2 separate regions of the Homo sapiens genome follow, and region 2 is linked to region 1. The links are chromatin loops, found by intact Hi-C in ENCODE. Cell type or tissue: heart left ventricle. All regions are shown on one strand. Region 1 overlaps TTC28-AS1 (TTC28 antisense RNA 1). Region 2 overlaps TTC28 (tetratricopeptide repeat domain 28).

Region 1 (5,000 bases):
AAAAAAAAAACACTTGGCCGGGCGTGGTGGCTCACGCCTGTAATCCCAGCACTCTGGGGGGCCGAGGCAGGTGGATCACGAGGTCAGGAGATCGAGACCATCCTGGCTAACATGGTGAAACCCCATCTCTACTAAAAATACAAAAAAATTAGGTGTGGTGGCACACGCCTGTGGTCCCAGCTACTTGGGAGGCTGAGGCAGGAGAATGGCGTGAACCTGGGAGGCGGAGCTTGCAGTGAGCCGAGATCACACCACTGCACTCCAGCCTGGGCAACAGAGCAAAACTCCGTCTCAAAAAAAAAAAAAACTTGCAGACTGTGTAGTCTAGAAATATTGAAAAAATTAAGAAGTTTAGTACGTCATAATGCATAAAATGTGGATATTAGTCCATTGTATCATTACTGCCATAAGATATACACAAATCTATCATAGAAAGCTAACATGTATTGAAATTTATACACACAAACACAGATCATACATGATGCCATTTGCAGTTGAGAGAAATGTAAACAAAGATGCAGTAATAAATCATAACTGCCTAAAGTTAGCTGTAGTACATACTGTGCTACTGTAACAATTTTGTAGCTACCTCTTATCTTTATTGGTGTGAGCTCAAGTGTTGTATCTTTAAAATGTAATGCTAATCATCTCCATGTGAGCAGTGTGTCCCGGTAAATTGCATATCATAGTAAAAAGTTATGCCTTGTGGTTCTCTAGTATTTTTTTTATTGTATTTGGTGTAATACTGTAAACTTTGAGTAACACATTGCAAAGTACCACTAGTGATGCTGGAAGGGTTCCCAAGAAGCAGGAAAAAGTCATGACATTATAAGAAAAAGGTGTATTGCTTGATGTGTACTGTAGATTGAGCTCTGCAACTGTAGTTGCCCACCATTTCAGACATATACTTCATTTTGTGACATAAACATGGTATCAGTAAATACATTACTAATATTTTCTGTGCCTAACTTTATTGTAAGAATACAGTACATAATACAGCATAAGAATACAGTAAAATATATGTTAGTTATCAGTAAGGATTCTGGTCAGCAGTAGGCTGTTAATAGCTAAGTTTGCAGAGAGTCAAAAGTAATATTAACAAATGGATTTTTGACTGCACAGGGGCTGGCACCCCTATTCCTAGAGTTGTCTAAGAGTCAACTATAAAATTTATGTATCATCTAAATATGTGACTTAACATATTTTGTTATAAATAGGTATTATGTACAAATAGACTAAGCATAAAAATTATAAAGTATACAAAAATAGCCTTTTTAAAGATGAAGTACCTTATGACTTTATACTGACTTCTAACTGAAGTCTAAGACCTCATAGTTTTTTACTCAACCTCTTTTATATCTTCACCTTCTTTCCCCAACACTGAGAATCCTAGTCCCTTCTAAAGAACCACAATCTTGGATTTCTCCATTCCCCATCCTCCTTACAGTTCTCTTCCACAAAATTCTATAAACGCTCAGCTTCATTATTTTCCATAATTTAAAGGACCAGAATTTTTGTAGCTAAATTATTTATTTGTGTGCTTTGAGACATACTAACTTAAAATCATAGAAGTTTTAAAGCTGTAAAGGGTGTAGGAAATAATCGCTTTAGGTTTTCCCAACTTGGAAGAGCAGTGCCACTTAGAATAAATAGCCTGAGGGATCTTAGCAAGCTGGAGTGAAGGCAGAGAGATCAGCTGTAATGTTTTACATCCATGCATTTAGGTTTTCTTTTTTTCATTCAGGAAACATTTATAGAAGCCCTCGTGTATTCTAGGTGCTGATGACACTTTAATCCACAAAGGATGCAGATCACTCAGTATGTGTTGAAGGAAATTTTTATTTATTTTTGAAATGGATGTTGAATTTTCCACATCTCATATTTTATGGTAGAATGTGGCAGTATTGTGAGATTCAGGTAGTACTTTACAAAGAGGGACAAGTGATGCTTAGAGAATAGAAGCTTGAGATGGTTTTTTATTTTTATTTTTCCTGGAGGACTATGCTGAGATGAATAACCTCCGTGATCTTGTGGCTGTATGGTTGATGCTGCTTCTGTGGCTAGATCTAGGTCAGGCTTACCTGGACTGGACTCAAAGACCATGTCATTTTTGTTGTATGTACACATCTTTTAAAGACTGGTGATCATCCTCATATATGCATCTGTACCAGCTCCCCCTCTTGGCTATGTCTATTAATACCCACATGTTACACAGTACTGGGAAGAATATTGGCTTTGGAGCCAGGAAAACTGGCTGCACCATTTATAGTATCTGAGACCTATCTTTGATATAGTAATAATATATACTTTAAAGATTAAATTATTTAAAGCATATTCCCATTACCTTGGGAGGCCAAGGCGGGTGGATCACTTGAGGGCAGGAGTTTGAGACTAGCCTAGTCAACATGGTGAAACCCCATCTCTACTAAAAAATGCAAACAAAATTAGCCAGGTGTGGTGGCACATGCCTGTAGTCCCAGCTACTTGGGAGGCTGAGGCACGAGAAATTGCTTGAACCCGGGAGGCAGAGATTGCAGTGAGCCTAGATAATGCCACTGCACTCCAGCCTGGGTGACAGAGTGAGACCTTGTCTCAAAAAAAAAAAAAAAAACCGCACATATAGCATATATAGGCACCATACAAAAGCTAGTTTTCTACTCATTGTCTTATGTTCCATATCTTTTTATTTATTTATTTTTTTTTTTGGAGACAGGGTCACTGCAACAGGGTCACTGAATCCCAGGTTCAAGCGATTCTCCTGCCTCAGCCTCCCAGGTAGCTGAGACTACAGATGTGTGCCACCACACCAAGCTAATTTTTGTGTTTTTAGTAGAGATGGGGTTTCACCATGTTGGCCAGGCCAGTCTCAAACTCCTGGCCTTAGGTGATCTGCCGGCCTCGGCCTCCCAAAGTGCTAGGATTAGAGGTGTGAGCCACCATGTCTGGTGTATTTTCCATATCTGAAGAGATGTTAATTACTCCCACTTCCTCTTCCCTCTAACTAGGATTTTCTTTGTTGAGTTTCTCATATACCTTTCTTTTCTGTTTGCATGGATACCATCTAATCCATTTCACCCTAATCCTTAATCTCATGAATGAACTGTTGTCATATATTGCAGTAGTAGAGATGAGTGTTTGTTCTGTCTCTTTTTATTCACATTTAAGAATTCTGGCCCCACACAGTGGCTCATGCCTGTAATTCCAACACTTTGGGAGGCCACGGTGGAAGAGTTGCTTGAAGCCAGGACTTCAAGGCCAGCCTGGCCAACATAGTGAGACCCTGTCTCTACAAAAAATAAGAATAAAATTAGCTGGTCATGGTAGCACACACCTGTAATCCAGCTACTGAAGAGGTTGAGGCAGGAGGGTCACGTTTGCCCAGGAGTAGGAGACTGCAGTGAGCAATGATCGCACCACTGCACTCCAGGCCAGGTGACAGAGCAAGACCCTGTTTTGGGGGTGGGGAGGAGGAAGTACTTCTGACATAAGAGGTAAAAGACTAATATAATGAACATCTGTATGCATTATAGCTAAGAAATAAAACATTTCCAGTAAAAGTGAAGCCCCCATGCTTACCTACCTGATTGCATCTCTCTCTCCCATTTCCTTCCCCCTCCTGCAAGTTTCACAATCCTGAATTATTTTAGATTAAGCTATCATTTCAAAATTAATACATGTCCCTGGCTGGGCGTGGTGGCTCACACCTGTAATCCCAGTACTTTGGGAGGCCAAGGCAGGCAGATTGCTTGAGGCCAGGAGTTTGAGACCTCCCTGGCCAAAATGGCGAAACCCCATCTCTACTAAAAATATAAAAATTAGCCAGGCATCATGGTGCGTGCCTGTAATCCCAGCTACTTGGGAGGCTGAGGCCCAAGAGTCATTTGAACCCAGGAGGCAGAGGGTGCAGTGAGCCGAGATCACGCCACTGCACTCCAGCCTGGGTGACAGAGCAAGACTCTCAAAAGCAAACAAAAGTAACACATGTCTCTGTCCTGAGGTCATAAAGATATTCCATATTCTAAAAGTTTTAAGTTTCACATTTTATATTTGGGTCTTTATCTGGATTTACTTTTTGTGTTTTTTCCCCCACACATATAACAAATAGTCTTAGCACTACTTATTGAACAGTCTATCCTCTGACATAATATACTAACTTGACATATATCAATTTTTTCCAGGTTCTCTGTGATATTTTTATAAATATTCCTATTTTTGAAAAAATCTGTTTTCTCTCATTTTTGAATGCAGTACTCCATCTATAACTGCTAGGTCAAGTTTATTGTGTTTGAATACTCTACCTTCTTAGTGATTTTGTGTGTGTATATACTTGATACAACAGTAACTGAAAGAGATGTGTTAAAATTTCTCAGTACAGTGACTCATGTGGTTTTTATTCTTGTTCTATTTTTTTGCCATATATTTTCAAGACTGTGCTATTAGTGTGTAAAAAGTAGAACTTTCATATGTTTCAGGTTAATTGATCTTAGATGCCATGCCTCTCAAGATATGTTTTTGTCTTATGTCTGATATTCAGGGAGCTGTACCAAGTTATTTTGGGTCAGAATTCTCCTGGGATATCTTTTTTCTTCGCCTTTTTAAACTCGTTTATTATAAAAACAATGTTACCATATGCAAAACTAGAAGAGTGTAATGAATTCCCGTGTGTCCATCATCTATCTTTAACAGGTATGAATTTGGCATTCTCATTTATTCTCCCTCCTAGTTTATTTCTTCTGGGGGGTATTTTAACGCAAATTCAAAACATCATATAATTTCTTCTATAGGTATTACTAACTTTCAACTTTACCTTATGTTCTAAGTGTGGCTCCTGTTAACAGGTTATAGGCAGATTGTATGGTTAACATTGACTTTCTAGGCTTTTTTAATACATTCTGATATTCTTTTAATTGATTGTCTTTCATTTATTGTGGGCTTATTTCTACAATTAATACATGCAGTATTGTAGAAATTGTAGAAATGTAATACAAGTTTATATTCAC
Region 2 (5,000 bases), 52 kb after region 1:
GACAAGAGAAGCATCCCGGATGGGAACCCAGCCCTTCTCAGTCTAGCGTCCATCTGCTGCTGCCTACATAGAAATTTACTATGTTTACACCAGGAAAATGATGCTTTAAACCCACAGAAGAAAAGCATGTAGGCCAGGAGCAGTGGCTCACACCTGAATCCCAGCACTTTGGGAGGCTGTGTGGGAGGGTTGCTTGAACCCAGGAGTTTAAAAAGACCATCTTGGGCAAAATGGTGAAACCCAATCTCTACAAAAAAAGTTAAAAAAAAATAAAAAACCAAGTAATGCAACCTGTAAAGGATGCCAAGCTTCTAATCCAAGGGGATTCAGAACCCCTGTGAGGCACTGTAGCTCCCCACTTTACCTTCACAATACACGACGTGTCTGAAAACACAAGGAGCCAGCCTTGAGCTGAGGTGGTCGGGGAAGGTCACCCACAAAACAGGTTAGACAGTGGGACCCCGAGCGAGAAGAAGCTTGCTTTTTTTTTTTTTTTTTTTTTGAGACAGAGCTTTTTGCTCTTGTCGCCCAGGCTGGAGTACAGTGGCGCGATCTCGGCTCACAGCAACCTCCGCCTCCTGGGTTCAAATGATTCTCCTGCCTCAGCCTCCTGAGTAGCTGGGACTACAGGCATGCGCCTCCATGCCTGGCTAATTTTTGTATTTTTAGTAGAGACGGGGTTTCTCCACGTTGGTCAGGCTGGTCTCAAACTCCCAACCTCAGGTGATCCACCCACCTCAGCCTCCCAAAGTGCTGGGATTACAGGAGTGAGCCACCGCACCCGGCAGGAAAGAAGCATTTTTAAGGATTCTCTGTCGGGCCATGTCTGACAGCTCATCCATGTAACAGTGAGGTCAGACAGTGCCATCTTCTCAAGGGTGTCCACTTCTCTCAGTTTAAAATCCAAAGGCCTTCCCTGGCATCACAGCCCACAGATCTGCCCTGCCCCCTACCCCGCCCCGACCCCTCCGTGGCTGTTCCCTCGGCCTGGCACTTTCTCCTGCAAACATCCCAGTCTCTGTGGGCCTGTCCTGGCCCTGCTCCCACCCATCTGCTTCTGCCTGCCATGGTGCTCCCTGGCTTCCTAAGGCGTCCCTTAGACACTGTATTAGGTTTGTTCGTGTTCTCCCAGTAGAGTGCAAGCTCTAGGATGGTAGGAATTTAGTCTTTTGCTCACTGCTGCATCTCCAGTGCCTGGAACATTGCCTGACACATAACAGGTGTTCAAAAGAAACCTGTGGAGTGAATGGTTCCCGAGCCAGTCACTGGGCCCCTAAGTGGGGCAGGAGGGGAGTGGCTCACAGCCTCTTGTGTTCTATCAACAGATGCACCATTACAGGTACACAGCAATATGTCAGGAGTCACACCTGCACGTTACAAATGGTAAAAAAGGGAAATCGAGTGTCCTGCACTGACTGAGGCCCCTGCTATGTGCAGTCCTAGGTACCCATGGTCTCTCAGAGGTGGTTTCAATAGTACTGTTTTCCTGCCAGTTTTGAGTACCCGTTGACAGAGGACAACACTGAAACCATTATCATCTTATGACTCTAATTTTAGTTTTCTTTAGCTCCTAATAACACTTGACCTCCAATAATACTAGAGTCTAGCAGGTTCATGTTAAGGTAATGGGCACAAATGACAGAGATGAAATCACAGTGCAGAGGAAATGGCACAAAGCCATTTGTACCATTTGGGAATCCTGCTAAACCACTGGAATCTAAGTTAATTTTTTTTTGGAAGAAAAAGAGAGATCCTCTGCCTCAGTCCTCCTGAGTAACTGAGACTACAGGCATGCACCACCATGCCCGGCTAATTTTTTTTAATTTTTGTAGAGATGGGGTCTCCCTGTGTTGCCCAGGCTGGACTCAAACACCTGGCTTCAAGTGTTCCTCCCCCTCAGCCTCCCAAAGTGCTAGGATTACATGCGTGAGCCACTGTACCCAGCCTGAGTTAACTGTTTTAAGATAATATTTTAAGAAGACACTGAGATACTTTGCCCAACAGAAACCAGGAGGAAAAACAGAGATTTAAAAGATGGAATTCAAGAACCCATTTAAGTCAAGGATTCTCTGCCTACCTAGAGCTGCCAGGAACTCGTGGCATCCCGGGAGCCGCCACAGCTGGACGCTGATGGAGACCTGAATGGGAGCTGATGCCAAGTCCTGCTCCTTCTCGCCAGCCTGGAGCTGAACCAGCACCTGGTGGAGCTGAGGAAGGGGGGACAGCGTGAGCACCCTGTGTCTCCTTCCCCTCCAGCCCACCTCAAGACTCGACCCATTATTCTTATGTCACCTGTCACTGGCATCGCTAATGACCCTCTCATGAGTGTAGCATTTGAGATTCTTTTTCAGGTGCATTCATACCTACTGTCCTGCTGTCCTCTCTGTGGGAAGCTCATGGGGCATTGGGGCAAGAGGCTGTGTGGCCTCCTGGGGCCGGGGCCGGGTTCTGCTTCCAGCCTTGTGTCTTCCCTCAGGCGTGGGAGAGCCTCACAGGAGAGGCCATGGAGAGTAGAAGGGGTGAGTTAGGGGACCGGCCACCTCCCACTTTCTTAAGTCATCTTTAGGACCTTGAGGTGGATGGCGAAGTGGAACCCGGTTACATCTTAGAGCCTCACAGCTCGAGGAATTACCCACTCAAGTGTCCATTTCCTTTCAGATTTCAGGGTCTGTGGCCTCTCCTCAGGGGTCTGTGTGTGGGTTCACAGAGTGACACTCACTGAAAGCTGGTTCTGCCCCTGCTGTCTGGTGGACCTCAGGAGGTCAAATCAAGGACGCAAGAAGGGCGGAGCAGGAAGAGGGGAGGCAGAGCAGAGAAGGGGACGGGCCGCCAGTCCAGCAGCAGTGCGCACCCGCGGGGGCGCCGCAGCCCGTGTGGCTCCGTTTGACAGCACGTGCACCCCGAGCTCAGAGCCTGCCCAGGGGAACTCGGGGGTGGGTGGGTTGAGGGGCTCACCTGACAACAGTTGCTACTTAAAGTAGTACTCACCATTCCAACCATATTTTTAACAGCCTTCGGCCAGCAGATTATAAGAAAAAGAAAGAAAGAGAGAAAGAAGAGAGTTTAGACTCAAGCACAGGCTGTTATGCAACATGAGCTGATCACTGTTTAGGAAGCGCCACACCAGGCCCGCGGCTCTGACTGGGAGGGGAGAGGAGCAAGAGTCAGCAGGGGACACACAGGAGAACGGACAGCCACACCCAGGCCAGCCGCGTGCGGATCCAGGGGCTCAGGGGCAGCATCAGCCAGGCCTCCCTTCCCAGCCAGTAGAGGCTCGGGAGGGAAAGAGCACAGCGGGCGTTTGTAGCCAGCTCAGGAAACCAAAGTCCCTGGTTCCTGAGTGAGCCAGGAAAGGTCCACCAGCTGCCACCACTGGGGGCAGCCTCGGGACATGTCCCTAGGGCCCAACAGCGTATCAGGCAGAAAGTCCCTGTGCTCCCATCAAAAGCAAGAAATTAAGCAACTGGCTTTTTGGCCTCTCAGCACAGCCTTGCAAATGGAGTATAATTTTGGCTTTCAGATTTTGTAGAACACAGACCTCTAGACCGCCTGGGTTCAGGATGCTTTAATATGCAGTGTTCTGGAAGTGTCTTCCTGATGCTATTCAACGAGCAGGCGTTAATACACTTATTACAAAATGAGCAGGGACTCAGCCAAGGGGACAGGTCACTGTTGGTTCTAAGTTCCAAATCCAGGTGGAAACAGCCCTAGGTAGCACTCAGTGTGTTTCAGAGGCTAATAGTAGATGGAGCAGCTTTATTTCTCCATAGAAATATTTCCACTTCAGTGAAATTTGCTGGCAAATATCTCTAATAACAACATATATTACTTTTTCAAATTGTTACACTCCAAAATGGCCAGAAAAGCAACTCTGTGCTCTTCAAGGGCTGCTCCAGCCTCCAGAAGTGCTCCCACAGCTGTCCCCCCAGGGGCTTGGTCCAGACCCTCACTGGCCAGAACGCAGTGGTGCAGCATGGGTACTGAGAAGCTCCCAGGCCAAGCTGCAAAGGACCTACATGATGCTAAGAACTGGAACCCGCCGAACTCCTGAACTAGATCTGTATTTTCCTAAAAGAAAGCACATCTGCTAAGCAGTGTCTTGCATGAGAGTTGCTCCTGGGTTCACTGCTTTGCCTTGGTGACTATCTTGTTTCAGGCATGGTTAAGTACTTTGATCAAAGAAGCGTGGGAACACCTGCAGCCATCCTGGTGGGCTGGCCCCACACCTGGTGGCTTGGGGAGGGTGGCTGTAACACTCGTCAATCAGCTGAAAAAGTGGGTGGTGAGGAGGACAAGGTTCAGGAGACCACCGAGTGGAGATTTCAGGAAATGCCCTGAGACCACAGGTGACAGGGGCCCCATAAGCATCCTCTGAAGGCCCTGGATGCTCAGCACATATGAGAACACTATGCAAACCTGCCCCTCTGTGCCCCTCTGAGTCAAGCACCCAGCTTCACCCTGGGGTTGGCCGCACAGCTTCATCAGGGCCACAGCTGCCCATGACAATGCCAATAGCAGCCAGTGTCTGCTGGTACGACCTCCCATCATGCCGGTAAGGGGCAGTGCCGCTGGCACGGATGCCTTGGCATCGCAGATGGAAACAGCAGGTAAACAGCACTTGCCAGGCAGGGCTATTCTCTTACTCCCGGCCCTCACCTTCTCCTTTGAATCACAAAGGCGGTGAGACTGCATTCACTTACAGGTTCCTATTTAGGGCCAAGTTGCTCTGCCTTTCCAAATCAGCATGGGCCTCAGGCCCTGGCTCAGCCCTCCAGGCTCGACTTACCCGGCTGATGAGCTGCTCGCCCGTCTCGGAGGCAGTGATGAGTTTGCAAAGGGCTTGGAGGGCAGGATTGGGCAGACCTAAACCAAGAAAAAAGGGTAGAAGTTATTCAGAAGGGCCTCTGCACCCAAAAGCCTGCCACCTTCCCAGGGGAAAGAACCCTAAATCCTTGGCATCGGTGGCATTTTTCAGAAGCTCAGCACAGCTAGACATGTGT

The links. A loop is a pair of places that touch in the nucleus more often than their neighbours do. Peaks named below come from ENCODE experiments on the same cell type or tissue, not always from the same donor. Only the 100,000 strongest peaks of a DNase experiment are listed, where the experiment ranks them.
Region 2: a loop joins it to region 1, with 1.9 times the contacts of the local background. A loop is called at or near these places in 10 of 110 quality-filtered maps.

Annotation. Positions count from the first base shown.
Region 1 is chr22:27,935,486-27,940,485 of GRCh38, forward strand. All of the region lies in intron 2 of TTC28-AS1 (TTC28 antisense RNA 1), which reads left to right. Among named protein-coding and RNA genes, the nearest start is that of MIR3199-1, 17 kb to the left of the region's middle. In heart left ventricle, a CTCF peak has its summit at 2,178 (motif pointing left); no DNase peak of the experiment used is centred here.
Region 2 is chr22:27,987,801-27,992,800 of GRCh38, forward strand. TTC28 (tetratricopeptide repeat domain 28) reads right to left here. Exons shown (of 23, transcript NM_001145418.2): 19 at 4,787-4,863; 20 at 2,989-3,012; 21 at 2,078-2,207. The region is part of intron 2 of TTC28-AS1 (TTC28 antisense RNA 1); the gene reads left to right. Among named protein-coding and RNA genes, the nearest start is that of MIR3199-1, 70 kb to the left of the region's middle. In heart left ventricle, a CTCF peak has its summit at 3,355; DNase peaks (open chromatin) are centred at 2,851 and 3,261; H3K4me3 peaks cover 273 bases; H3K27ac peaks cover 1,130 bases.